Regions from separate parts of the Homo sapiens genome. Here region 1 is linked to region 2. Evidence: read pairs that join two places in POLR2A ChIA-PET (ENCODE). Cell type or tissue: A673. All regions are shown on one strand. Each heading gives the region's core, and the rest is flanking DNA. Links, peaks and the distances in the headings are about the cores only. Region 1 overlaps ELMOD1 (ELMO domain containing 1). Region 2 has its middle 9.7 kb from the start of SLN.

The links. Peaks named below come from ENCODE experiments on the same cell type or tissue, not always from the same donor. Only the 100,000 strongest peaks of a DNase experiment are listed, where the experiment ranks them.
Region 1: POLR2A ChIA-PET joins it to region 2 with 9 read pairs; 2 of 35 experiments call an interaction of 5 or more read pairs at or near these places.

What each region holds. Positions count from the first base shown.
Region 1 is chr11:107,609,702-107,616,183 of GRCh38, reverse strand. All of the region lies in intron 1 of ELMOD1 (ELMO domain containing 1), which reads right to left. Among named protein-coding and RNA genes, the nearest start is that of ELMOD1, 22 kb to the right of the region's middle. In A673, for the core only: no CTCF peak of the experiment used is centred there; a DNase peak (open chromatin) is centred at 3,233.
Region 2 is chr11:107,718,562-107,725,043 of GRCh38, reverse strand. No RefSeq gene overlaps it. Among named protein-coding and RNA genes, the nearest start is that of SLN, 9.7 kb to the right of the region's middle. In A673, for the core only: no CTCF peak of the experiment used is centred there; no DNase peak of the experiment used is centred there; H3K27me3 peaks cover 442 bases.

The DNA.
Region 1 (6,482 bases), core at 1,296-5,295, 110 kb after region 2:
TCTCTACTAAAAATACAAAAATTAGCCAGGTGTGGTGGTGGGCACCTGTAATCCCAGCTACTTGGGAGGCTGAGGCAGGAGAATTGCTTGAACCTGGGAGGCAGAGGTTGCAGTGAGGCAAGATGGCACCACTGCACTCCAGCCTGGGCAACAAAGTGAGACTCTGTCTCAAAAAAAAAAAAAAAAAAAAAAAAAAAAGGAAAAACCTGACAAACACTGCCTCAGCCAGGTGATCAAGGCTAAGATCACCAGTGATAAGTCATGTTGATAGCATGTAACCTTGACCTGATATGATGAAAATGGCACTTTACTCCCCCAAACATATAACCCCAGTCTAATCATGAGAACATTCGACAAACCCCAATTCAAGGGCATGCCACAAAATATCTAATCAGTACCCCTCAAAACTCTGAAAAGCTTAAAAAACAAGGAAAGTCTAAGAAACTATCACAGCCAAGAGGTGCAAGCCAAAGGAGCTATGACTATTACACGTAATGTATTATCCTGATTGGATCCTGGAATAGAAAAAAGGACATTAGGTAAAAACTAAGAAAAATTGAATGAAGCAAGGACTTTAGTTAATAATAAGGTATCAGTATTGGTCCATTAGTTGTGACAAATGTATAATATTAACGTAAGATGCTGACAACAGGCTGGGTGTGGTGGCTCACGCCTGTAATCCCAGCACTTTGGGAGGCCGAGGTGGGTGGATCACGAGGTGAGGAGATCGAGACCATCCTGGCCAACATGGTGAAACCCCGTCTCTACTAAAAATACAAAATTAGCTGGGTGTGGCAGCGCGTGCCTGTAATCCCAGCTACTTGGGAGGCTGAGGCAGGAGAATCGCTTGAACCCGGGAGGCAGAGGTTGCAGTGAGCCGAGATCACGCCACTGCACTCCAGCCTGGTGACAGAGTGAGACTACGTCTCAAAAAAAAAAAAAAAAAAAAAAAAAGATGCTGACAACAGGGGAAAGTATAAGGGAACCCTCTGTACTATCTTTGTAGCTTTTCTGTAAATCTAAAACTGTTTTCAAAATAGTTTATAAAATATGTTAATGCCTGCTACGCTCTAGACATAGTGAGGCACTAGGGATACTATAGGGTAAACAAAAGGGGCATAGCTCTACCCTGTAGATGCAACAGTCTTTGGGGAGGAGAGGAGAGAAGATGATACAGAGAAACAAACAGGGACTTAAATACAGTATTACAAGTGGAAATAGGTGCTGTGGCAGTGAGTAGGAGAGATGCTTAGCCTAGATGTAGGGGTTGGGGGTTCTCCAGATAGCACATGCAAAGCTCTAAAGGCAAAAGAGTGCAGAATATGTATAAGAGATAAAGTTCCAACATGACTTAGTGTGGTGCTCAGTGAGAGGGATGGGAAAAATAGTGATGGCAAGATAAGGAAAAGCAAGTAAGGGTCAGATCAAGCAGGCTTAGTAAGTAATGTTGAAGTTTGAACCTTATCTGAAGAGCAATAAGGAGCTATTGAAAGCTTTCCAGCTGAGATGTGACATGATCAGATCTCTAGTTTAAAAAATACACTCTGGGCCGGGCATGGTGGCTTATGCCTGTAATCCCAGCACTTTGGGAGGCCGAGGCGGGTGGATCACGAGGTCAGGAGATCGAGACCATCCTGGCCAACATGGTGAAACCCTGTCTGTACTAAAAATACAAAAATTAGCCGGGTGTGGTGGTGTGTGCCTGTAGCCCCAGTTACTCAGGAGGCTGAGGCAGGAGAATTGCTTGAACCCGGGAGGTGGAAGTTGCAGTGAGCCAAGATTGCACCATTGCACTCCAGCCTGGGCAACAGAGACTCCGTCTCAAAACAAAACAAAACAAAATACTCTGATTGTAATATGAAGAATAAATTGTAATATGAGGAATAAATCCTATACCTAAAATTATAGATATAGGATACCATCTACAGACTTGTTGCAATAACCCAGGCAAAGATATTAATGGCAGGATAAGGCAATGGACAGACAGAGGTGTGAAAGATATGAGAGATAGTTAGAAGGTAGATTCAATAGGACCTTTGTTAATTGATTGACTGCGGCAGTGGTTGGCAAAGGAAAAGGGGGAGTTGAACATTATGTCCATGTTTGTGGCCAGCAACTGGATAGACAGAGGAATTATTCATTAAGATATGATATTTTGGAGAAGCATATTTGGGGATCTGGGTATAAAAAGGTCTTTGGAACATTTTTAGTTTTCAGGACCAAGTGGTAAAGATTCATGGATCTGAAGGTCAGGAAGACAACACAGGTTGGAAACAAAGATTTGGGCTTCCTCAGCATGTAGATGGTAATTAAAACCATAGTTCAGAAGGAATTACTAAATAAGTAGCATATATGACACTTGTTCATAACAAAAGCTCTTTGTCATTAGGATATGATTGAAAAAGAACTCTCATGCAACTAAGGTAGTAAAGAATGGATTGCATTTTAGAAATAGTTTATCTAAATTTTTAACAATTCTGTACTGTTAAGTGGTTTGATTTCAGTTAACTATAAAATTGGCTTACCTGAAAAAAATTTTATTTCATAATGATGTGAGATAAGTGAAATAATACTTTAACTCCCCGTTCTTTACATAATAGTTCTTGAATTTATCCCTTGTAAAAACTTCTTGAATGTTTATGTGTCCAATATTGTGCTGAGTAACGCAGCATAGTTTAATACAGTAAAAGAGCCTTCCTATTAAGAGAAAATTTGGCAGATATGGCAGGGAGTGTGCATGGTGGTTGAGAGCACAAGTTTTGGAGACAAAGTTCTTGTCTAGGATCTACCACTAGCCAAGTGGCAGCTTTAGACAAGTTGCTTGACCTCTCTAGGATTAAATGGGGTAAGTAATTAAATTAGCTTGTAGGATTGTTCTAAGGATTAAAAGAACCAAAGCATGTAAGGCACTCAGCATAGTTACAGGTATTTAATATACATTCAGTGAGTAGTATTTATTATTAGTATTATAATTTTGTCATTCTTATTATGTTCTCCTCTAAAGTAAAAGATCATTTTGTCAAGTGAAGAATCACTTAAGAGACTGTTAAAATAAATTCTCGCAAGTTGGTGTGACCTGAACTGGGATGATGACTGTGGGGAGGGAGAGAACTGAACAGAAGTAAAAAATATTTAGAAGGTAGAATCAACTGGACTTGCTGATTGAATGGGAAAAGTGAAGGGAAGGAAAATAACCATTAGTTCTAATTGTCTGTCCCCCAAACAGGAAACAAAGATAACAATTAGATCTCATTATCTGTCCCCCAAACAGGAAACACCAAAAATGGCTTTGGGTGGCAGAAGAAGCCTGTGCAAATGCTATTTAACTCATTATTCACAGAATATTCATTAAATAACTATGCTAAATGTTTTATATAGAAAATGAAAAATTACTGTTTCTTTTTAAAGTCAAGTAGCTTTGTTTTAAAGGAGACCCACTTGTTAATGTTCTATTTGCTGTTAATTAGACAATCTGTGTTTAGCAAATCATAGCTGTGTGTGTGATGTTCTGAGCCACTATTGATAAGAAATGCCCTTTGAATTATTTTTCCATGAGTGGTACTGAGCTCATCTATTTCATTCTACTAAGCCTCTGCTATAGCCAAACCAGCATTTCCCAAGTGGTTCAGCAGGACCTAAGCATGGGGAGAATTTTTTCAAGATAATTTCAACTTTTATTTTAAATTCAGGGAGTATATTTGCAGGTTTGTTATATGCGTATGTTGCGTGATGCTGAGGTTTAGGTACAATCGATCCTGTCACCCAGGTAGTGAGCATAGTATCCAATAGTTAGTTTTTCAACCTTTGCTCCCCTCCTCCCTCCCAACTCTAGTAGTCACCAGTGTCTATTGTTGCCATCTTTATGTCCATAAGTACCCAATGTTTAGCTCCCACCTATAAGTGAGAACATCTGGTATTTTGTTTTCCGTGTTAATTTTCTTAGGATAATGGCATCCAGCTGTATCCATGTTGCTTCAAAGGACATGATTTTATTCCATTTTATGGCTGTGTAGTATTCTATGGTATACATAACACATATTCTTTATCCAGTTCACTGTTAATGGGCACCTTGGTTGATCCCATGTCTTTGTTATTGTGAACATATGCTGTGACGAACATATGCATTTGTCTTTTTGTCGAATGATTTATTTTCTTTTGGATATATACCCAACAGTGGGATTGCTGGGTCAAATGGTAGATCGTTTTAAGGTCTTTGAGATATTGCCAAACTGCTTTCCATAGTGGCTGAACTAATTTACATTCCCACCAGCAGTGTATAACATTCCCTTTTCTCCCAGCCTTGCCAGCATCTGCTGTTTTTGGACTTCTTAATAATAGCCATTCTTGCTAATGTGAGATGGTATCTCATTGTGGTTTTGATTTGCATTTTCTTCATGTTTGTTGGCTGCTTGTATGTCTTCTATTGAGAAGTGTCTGTTCGTGTCTTTTGCCCACTTTTTTTTTTTTTTTTTTTTTTTTGAGATGGAGTCTGGCTCTGTTGCCCAAGATGGAGTGCAGTGGCTTGATCTATGCTCACTGCAAGCTCCACCTCCCAGGTTCACGCCATTCTCCTGCTTCAGCCTCCAGAGTAGCTGGGACTACAGGCACCTGCCACCACGACCGGCTAATTTTTTAAAAAATATTTTTAGTAGAGATGAGGTTTCACCGTGTTAGCCAGGATGGTCTCGATCTCCTGACCTTGTGATCCGCCCACCTCGGCCTCCCAAAGTGCTGGGAATCCAGACATGAGCCACCACACCCAGCCTTGGCCACTTTTTAATGAGGTGATTTGTTTTTTGGATGTTGAATTGTTCAAGTTCCTTATAGATGCTGGTTTTAGATCCTTGTCAGATGCATAGTTTGTGACTATTTTCTCCCATTCTGTCTGTTGTCTGTTTACTTTGTCAATAATTTCTTTTGCCATGCAGAAGTTCTTTAGTTTAATTAAGCCTGGTTTTAGACCCTTGTCAGATGCATAGTTTGTGAATATTTTCTCCCATTCTGTCAGTTGTCTGTTTACTCTGTTGATAGTTTCTTTTGCTGTGTAGAAGCTCTTTAATTAAGTCCCACATATCAATTTTTGTTTTTTGTTGCAATTGCTTTTGAAGACTTAGTCATAAATTCTTTCCCAAGGCTGATATCCAGAATGATGTTCCCTAGGTTTTCTTTTTTTTTTTTTTTTTTTGGATTCTTACAGTTTGAGGTTTTACATTTAAATCTTTAATCCATCTTGAGTTAATTTTTGTAGATAGTGATAGGTTGGGTTCCAATTCCATTCTTCTGCATATGGCTAGCATGCTATCCCAGCATCATTTATGGAATACAGAGCCCTTTCAGGATAGGAAGAATTTAAGTTCACTCTTCTTCTGCATAGCATTCTAACAATGAGGCGGCCATGATACACTTCTCCTGTGTTTTTACACATCAGCCTGTTGACTTCAATATGGTTACATGTAAGCCTGGTTTATACCTGTTTCATTAATTGAAAAATACAGATATTTACTTTTTTTTTTTTTTTTTTTAGATAGGATCTCACCCTGTCACCCAGGGTGGAGTGCAGTGGCACAATCTTGGCTCACTGCAACCTCTGCCTCCCGGTTTCAAGCAATTCTGTGTCTCAGCCTCCCGAGTAGCTCAGATTACAGGCATACACCACCACACACAGCTAATTTTTGTATTTTTAGTACAGACGGGGTTTTGACATGTTGGCCAGGCTGGTCTCGAACTCCCGGCCTCAAGTGATCTGCCCACCTTGGCCTCCCAAAGTACTGTGATCACTTTACCACCAGGCCTGGCCCAGATATTGACGTTTTATTTGTGTAATTCAGCTTTACTCAGTTATTAGTTACATATAGAAAAATTCACCCTTTTTGTTCATACATAAACTTTAATGCCACCTGCTTCACAAAAATCAAGATGAACATAAAAATCATTCTCTGTGCTGAACCTTCCCAAAGACTTCCTCTCTAGAGGTGTTTTTCAAGCGAGACATTAGAATTACCTGCTCTGTGTTACTAATAAATCGCTAATATTGTTCCAAAATTATCTGTTTCATGTCTCCTTCTGCTCTGGACTGTATGCTTTTCTAGGACACCCATGGACGGGTACAATGCCTGACACACTGCTTGCTTAATATATACTTGTCAAAATGAACTTTGTACTTTTTTAGAAAAGTACTTTTTTACCAGCATTACTCAATCACAGTACTAATAAAACAAACTGCAAATCTCCCAATTGGAAGAAAACAAATCTGTAGATTTATTTTTAACTAAAATAAAGAATATGATTATAATCCTGGGTTTACTAACCTGTTCCCCTGATTTGTAGTAATTTTTCTCAATGTATACAGGGACATTGGCCTGAACTCATCCAAAGGGAAGGATCAAATGATTGTGCTTGTCATATCAAACGCCCCTAGAGATCAGTTGATACTTCAGTGCTAAGCTATGAGGTTATCTGCCTCTTGTCTTTTTTTCTTTTCC
Region 2 (6,482 bases), core at 1,582-5,581:
AATCAAATAGATTTGATGAAGGGAAGTGCTGTAGGGAAGAATTTCTGTGAATATATGTAGATATATTACATCTGTAGATAGAATTAATATCACCTGTTTGCAATTCCCACTAAATAATAGATCAAGGCAACAATTATTAAAAGCTTCTAAAACTATCAGAACTTGCTGATCAGTCTTAGCAACACTATAACTTGGAAAGCCAGACATTACCTGCCTCACAATCCTCTGTAATAAGAAGTATGCAGCACCAACTATGAAGTATTCTTGCTAAAAAAAAAAAAAAAATTGAGCCGGAATCTAATCACCAGTTTAGATGAACTTAGGTCTAACTAGCATTTCGTGGAAACTACAGAAGATAGAGGAGCAAGTTAAATAACATCACAGGGAAGCAGTGCCTCCAATTCAGAATGTGGACATCATACAGGATAGAGGCATATTTATCTGACGAAGAAATATCATAAAAAAGAGAGGAAACTGTTAGAAAATAAAGATTTATTAACCAAATATACCACATGGACTTTGGATCCTAATTTGGACAACTGTAAAAAGACATTTTTGAGACAATCAGGGAAACTTTAATATAGATTGGCTACTAAATAGAATTCAGGAATTATTGTTAATTTTGTTAGATATGATAATGGTATCGTGGTTCTGTTAAAAAAAGTTATCAGTTAAAGATGCATATGAAATGATCATTATTTCTGGGATTTCCACAGAAATACTCCAGAAGAAATAATGACAGAAAGAAAGAAAGGAAGATAAAAAGAAAGAGAAAGAAAAAGAAAAGAAAAGTGAGGGGAATAAGAATAAGTGTAAAAATATAGGCAAAATTTTATTAATTGTTGAAACTTAGGGTTCATTATATTATTTCTTCTACTTGTGTGTGTTGAGAAGTTTTATTATAAAAAGTTTTAAAATGAGGGAGCATAAAATAGGTAAGAGAAAAATTGAAAGTCTAGAAGAATACAATGAAAAGTGATATTAATAAAATTACAAAAAAATTAAATGGAAATTTTTCTAATAATATAATAAATTGCCAGAATTGACTCAAGAATAAATAGAAAACCTAATAAACAGAACCTATAACCATAAAAAAATCATGAAATTGGTTGTCAAAAATCTCCTCTGACACTCCAAAAAGGTCACCAGGCTCATAGTTTAATGGGCTACTTGTAGCAAACCTTCAAAAGAAAAAGTATAGATAATACAGTTAATCCTTGAAGAACATGAGTTTGAACTCATGTTCACTTGTATGTGACTTTTCTTCCACCTCTGCCACTCCTGAGACAGCAAGACCAGCCTCTCTTCATCCTCCTCCTTCTCAGCCTACTCAATGTGAAGATGAAAAGGAGGAAGACCTTTATGATGACCCACTTCTACTTAATGAATAGTAAATATATTTTCTCTTTCTTATGATTTTTAAATACATTTTCTTTTTCCTAGCTTACTTTATTATAAGAATACAGTATGTAATACATAAAACATACAAAATATGTGTTAATTTGTTTATACAACAGACTGTTTATGTTGTGGGTAAGGCTTCTGATAGTACGGGTAAAGTATGGGTATGGTAGTTATGGGTAAGGTATAGGTATGGCAGTTATGGGTAAGGCTGTTAGTACTTAAGTTCTGGGGAACTCAGAAGTTATAGGTAATTTTTCAACTGTGCAGGTGCTTGGTGCTCCTCACCCCCTTATTGTTCAAGGGTCAACTGTACCTATTTTACACACACTGTTTCAGAGAAAAAAGAAAGAGGGAAACCTACTTATCAAATTAAAGTAATCTGGATGCTAGATCTAAAAGAATCAATCATAGGAACTTGGATTATGCCCCAAACTCATATCAGCTGTTTTATCTGGGAAGGTGAGAAGGAAGATAGACATGGGAAGGGTGGTTCAATGAGATCTCAGCTTGATTTATAATATTTTAATGCTTTTATTTAAAAAGACATGAAGCAATATGACAAAGACATTAAGAACTGTTAATTTCATGTGACAGAAACACTTGTTATTTTTTACTTTAGTAAATTTTTACATTTTTTCAAAAAAATCTACAGCAAATCATAGTTTGCTGTTCAACTTCAACAGAAGACAAAACCATCTCTTTAAAGCATATTATTAATATGTGCCAACCTAATGAACAGCTGTCAGACTTGCTCAGTGGTAGGAAGCCTAGCATGTACTATTTTTAGATCAAGAAATTCTGAGTAGTTCAAGTTACTACAGCTCTTGTAAACATCTCCATCTTTTCTGAGCATAAACTGATGAAAGATTAGAGCATTTTATTTTGAAAACATTTATTTGCTGTAACTCTTCAGAGTTGAACAGTTATTAATGAACCACTTTATGTTTATGCATATATTTATTTAACACTTTTATGGAGTGCCTACTACATATTGTACACTACATAGCTAGCACTAAGTCTACAGAGGTGAGTGATACAATCCCTATTCATAGGAGAGGAGATGAATAAGAAAGTCATTGCTAACTATATGGTGAAATCAGTAGTGTTTAGGGCTAGGTAGATCTCAGAGGTTCATCCATCCTAGCTTAGAGGATCAGGGGATGTGGCCCTTGAATTAAGTACTATTGTTAATCATCAAATAAGGGTAGGAGCCATTGAGGGAAGAAAGAAAGATGCTCTAATTAAGAGGAAAGCATATACAAACAAGGAGACTCTGGAGTGTCTCAAGTCCAAGATTTGTCAGTGCATGTCTCACGTGCAAATGGAGCAGGTGTGATGGAAGTTGATTTGCTCTGGGAATTTAGGCACCTCCTGAGGAGAATTCATACTAAGAGAAGAAGGGTGATGCCTATTACTTCTATGTATTCCCTGGCTGAACTTCTGCATGAACTCATGTCTGTGCAGACACTGGAGTGAGAGCAAGATAGTATTCCTTTAGTACTTGTGATGGTGAATTTAATGCGTCAACTTGACTGGGCCAAGAGGTGCCCAGATTAAACATCATTTATGGGTATGCCTGTGAGGGTGTTTCTGGAAGAGATTAGCATTTAATCAGGGACTAAGAAGACTGCTCTCACCAGTGTGGGTGGGCAGCATCCAATTCATTGAGGACCCAAATAGAACAAAAAGGCAGAGGAAGAGTAAATTCTCTCTTTTCTTGGTCTGGAACCCCCATCTTCTCCTGCCCTTGGACATTGGTGCTCCTGGTTCTTGGGCCTTTGAACTCTGGGACTTACACCCTTGGTTCTCCTGGTTCTCAGACCTTCAGACTCAGACTGAATTATACCACTGGCTTTTCTGGTTCTCCAGCTTGCAGATGACATACTGTGGGTCTTAGGCTCCATAATCATGTGAGCCAATTCCCATAATAAATATCCTCTTAGATGTCTGAATATATCCTACTGGTTCTCTCTCTGGAGAACCCTGACTAATACAGTATTCCTCAACAGGTTGTAACACACAGAAAGAGACACACTTCTCCACACCTACCCCAATTTTGCTCCAGAAGTAAGTGTACTTTCGTACCTCCAGTGGTTAAAAGCTTTGGGATCCAGCATAGATGGCTGCAGAGAAAGGGCTCCTTCCTTGTAGTAGTGGACAATGCCCAAGGCAAGCAGTGGTGGTGCTTGGCAGATGTGATTGTCCATAGAGGAAGTGGCAGGGATGAATGTCTGGTGTATGTGTTGGTTCTCAGCCGGTGTGGTAGGACTAAAGGGTTGACTGTAAATGCCTGATGAATGCTGTCAACATCTAATTAAAAAAGGAATAGAATAGGAGGAAGGGAAGAAAGTGTTTGCTGATTGGATTTTTCTTTTCTTTTCTTTTTCTTTTTTTTTTTGGAGATGGAGTTTCACTCTTTTTGCCCAGGCTGGAGTGCAATGGCATGATCTCAGCTCACTGCAACCTCTGCCTCCCAGGTTCAAGCGATTCTCCTGCCTCAGCCTGCCAAGTAGCTGGGATTACAGGTGTCCACCACAACGCCCAGCTAATTTCTTGTATTTTTAGTAGGGACAAGGTTTCACCATGTTGGCCAGGCTGGTCTCGAGCTACTGACGTCAGATGATCCACCTGCCTTGGCCTCCCAAAGTGCTGGGATTACAGGCATGAGCCACCGTGCCCAGCCCTTGACTTTTTTTTTTTTTTTTTTAAGAGATAGGGTTTTGCTATGTTGCTCAGGCTGGCCTTGAACTCCTGGGCTCAAGAGACCCTCCTGCCTCAGCCTTCGGAATAGCTGAGATTACAGGCACACACCATCGTGTCTGACTTGATTGGACTTTTGTTGTACAAGAGGTATACCCCCGTGATGACACAGATATAGTGGTGGCCTGAGGGATGTGTATATTTGGTTTTCTGTTCTACACTGCCAAATGGGGTAAGAACCAGTGAAATGCAAGCTACATACAGTAGCCCTGAACCACTTCTCCAAGATAAGCTGCCCAAATTCCGAGAACACTAGCCCCTGGCAACTCCACATTCTCTCTCACTGTAAAAGTGTAAAAGGTTAGGTTACTCCCCAGCCTGTCGAACATGTGCCTGATTGCCTTCTGAGATAGCACATCCCTAATCCAAAAGAAAACCTAGCCTGGAGCTTGCATCCAGCTAATCTTCTTCCACATTGCTCCAAACAGGGAGTTCAGTTTTCTCATTACTCATACAGAGAGCAGAGATAGATTTTCATGATTCTTCAGGACTCTGTTCTCTCTGCTTTAATAGCCAAAAGCTAAAGCCAAATGAACTTCTTCACAGAGAACAACAAGCAATTTTATCTAATCCTTATTATTCTTGCTGTAACTGCAATTGTGTTATTCTGACTGACAGATTCCCAGAAGAGATTCAGTGAAAATACCCTTGATCAGATTCACAAAGGAACAGCATATTTCAAGTGGGCGTGTCTGGCTAGAATCTCCCTGGACAGTTCAGTAACAGCACATCAACAGACTGCTGAATTCTTATTTCCCCGTCCAAAAAATAACAAAGCCAATCTGAAATCTGGAAGTGTTCTGAGGGCAGATGGTATTAGCCCAGTAGTAAACATATTTTTGGCTGCTTCTTTTCTTTTTTCCCCCTGGTAACTATGTTTAATGTGCTGAGAGAAAGCCATTTGTTTACAGAATCTTATTATAGAACAGAAATATACTTGTTCCAGAGAAGAGGAGTTTAATTGGTTCCAAGTCAAATGATGCTAACAGGCGTCACCTCACCAATCCAGGACTTAAGATGGGTTATTATAAATAGGAGTAACACATATTTTTTTTGGCTCTTTTTCCCACCTGTTATGCAAGACTGCATACCACTATGATGTTCCTCCTGATTATTTCCAGCAACTTTGGGGGTGGCTCACGTGTGCTCATGAACAAGTACTGTCAGGTATCACATACGGTCTGTCATTTTCTTGCTCTTGAGCTCTGGCACTTCTCTGCTGCTGTCTGCTGCTGAGGCCTGCAGAGATTAATATAAACGGCAGGTAAGTGATTATTGGACAGTCTTGCTGCTTCTGCCAGGCTCCGTGACACTTCTATTGAAGGACATTACACCACTGGTTCCGTGGATATGCTGAGGTCTGCGACATGACACTTTCAGGGAGAAACTCTCTCTCCCTTTCAGTGCTACATGCTGTTGAGGTTAATTGTTAAAGAGTAAAGAGTTATGGAGTTTTTGCCCATAGCCCTCTCCCCTACCAGGCCAGGCTCTAGGGAAGTAGAATGGGCAGAATGTGAGTGTGAAAGCTATGAGAATGCGCCTCTCAGAACTGACTGCACCATAATGGGGGTGGGACCAGCTGCTGTGCTCTGAAATCACAATCACGTTTACACAGAGGCCGGCTTCCCACAGGCTGCTCCCAGTAGATGACTGAGCATGAGAGGAACACTAGGGCTGACTTATCCCTGGGAGACACAGGGCACCTGTAACAGGAGATTTTGACTTGAGGTTTCCTGATGGCCCTGTCAGACTTTCCCTAGCATTGCAGTCTAAGATGCTGCCATCCAGTCTTCTTGTCCCCTGGCCCTCTCTCCTCTTGGGGTCAGACCTGGATTGCTATTTGATGACTAGCTCAGTTTCCCCACTTCCTTCTATTTTCTCTCAGAGTCATTCCCCCTAATATGCTTTACTTTTGCACACTTAGTGTCATCTTGGCATCTGCTTCTCATGGGACTGAACTAACACAGGGAATGTGTGTTCCCTGGTATGGAAGCATTGTCTGTTCTCCCTGTTGCTGACCCTTGTGTATCTTTTTTTTTTTTTTGGGACGAGTCTCGCTCTGTTGCCCAGGCTGGAGTGCAGTGGCACCACCTTGGCTCACTGCAACCTCTGCCTCCTGGGTTCAAGCGATTCTCCTGCCTCAGCCTCTCAAGTAGCTGGGACCACAGGTGTGCACCATCACGCCTGGCTGATTTTTTTTTTTTTTGTATTTTTAGTAGAGTTGGGGTTTCACCATACTGACCAGGCTGGTCTTGAACTGCTGACCTTAGATGATCTGCCTGCCTTGGCCTCCCAAAGTGCCAGGATTACAGGTGTGA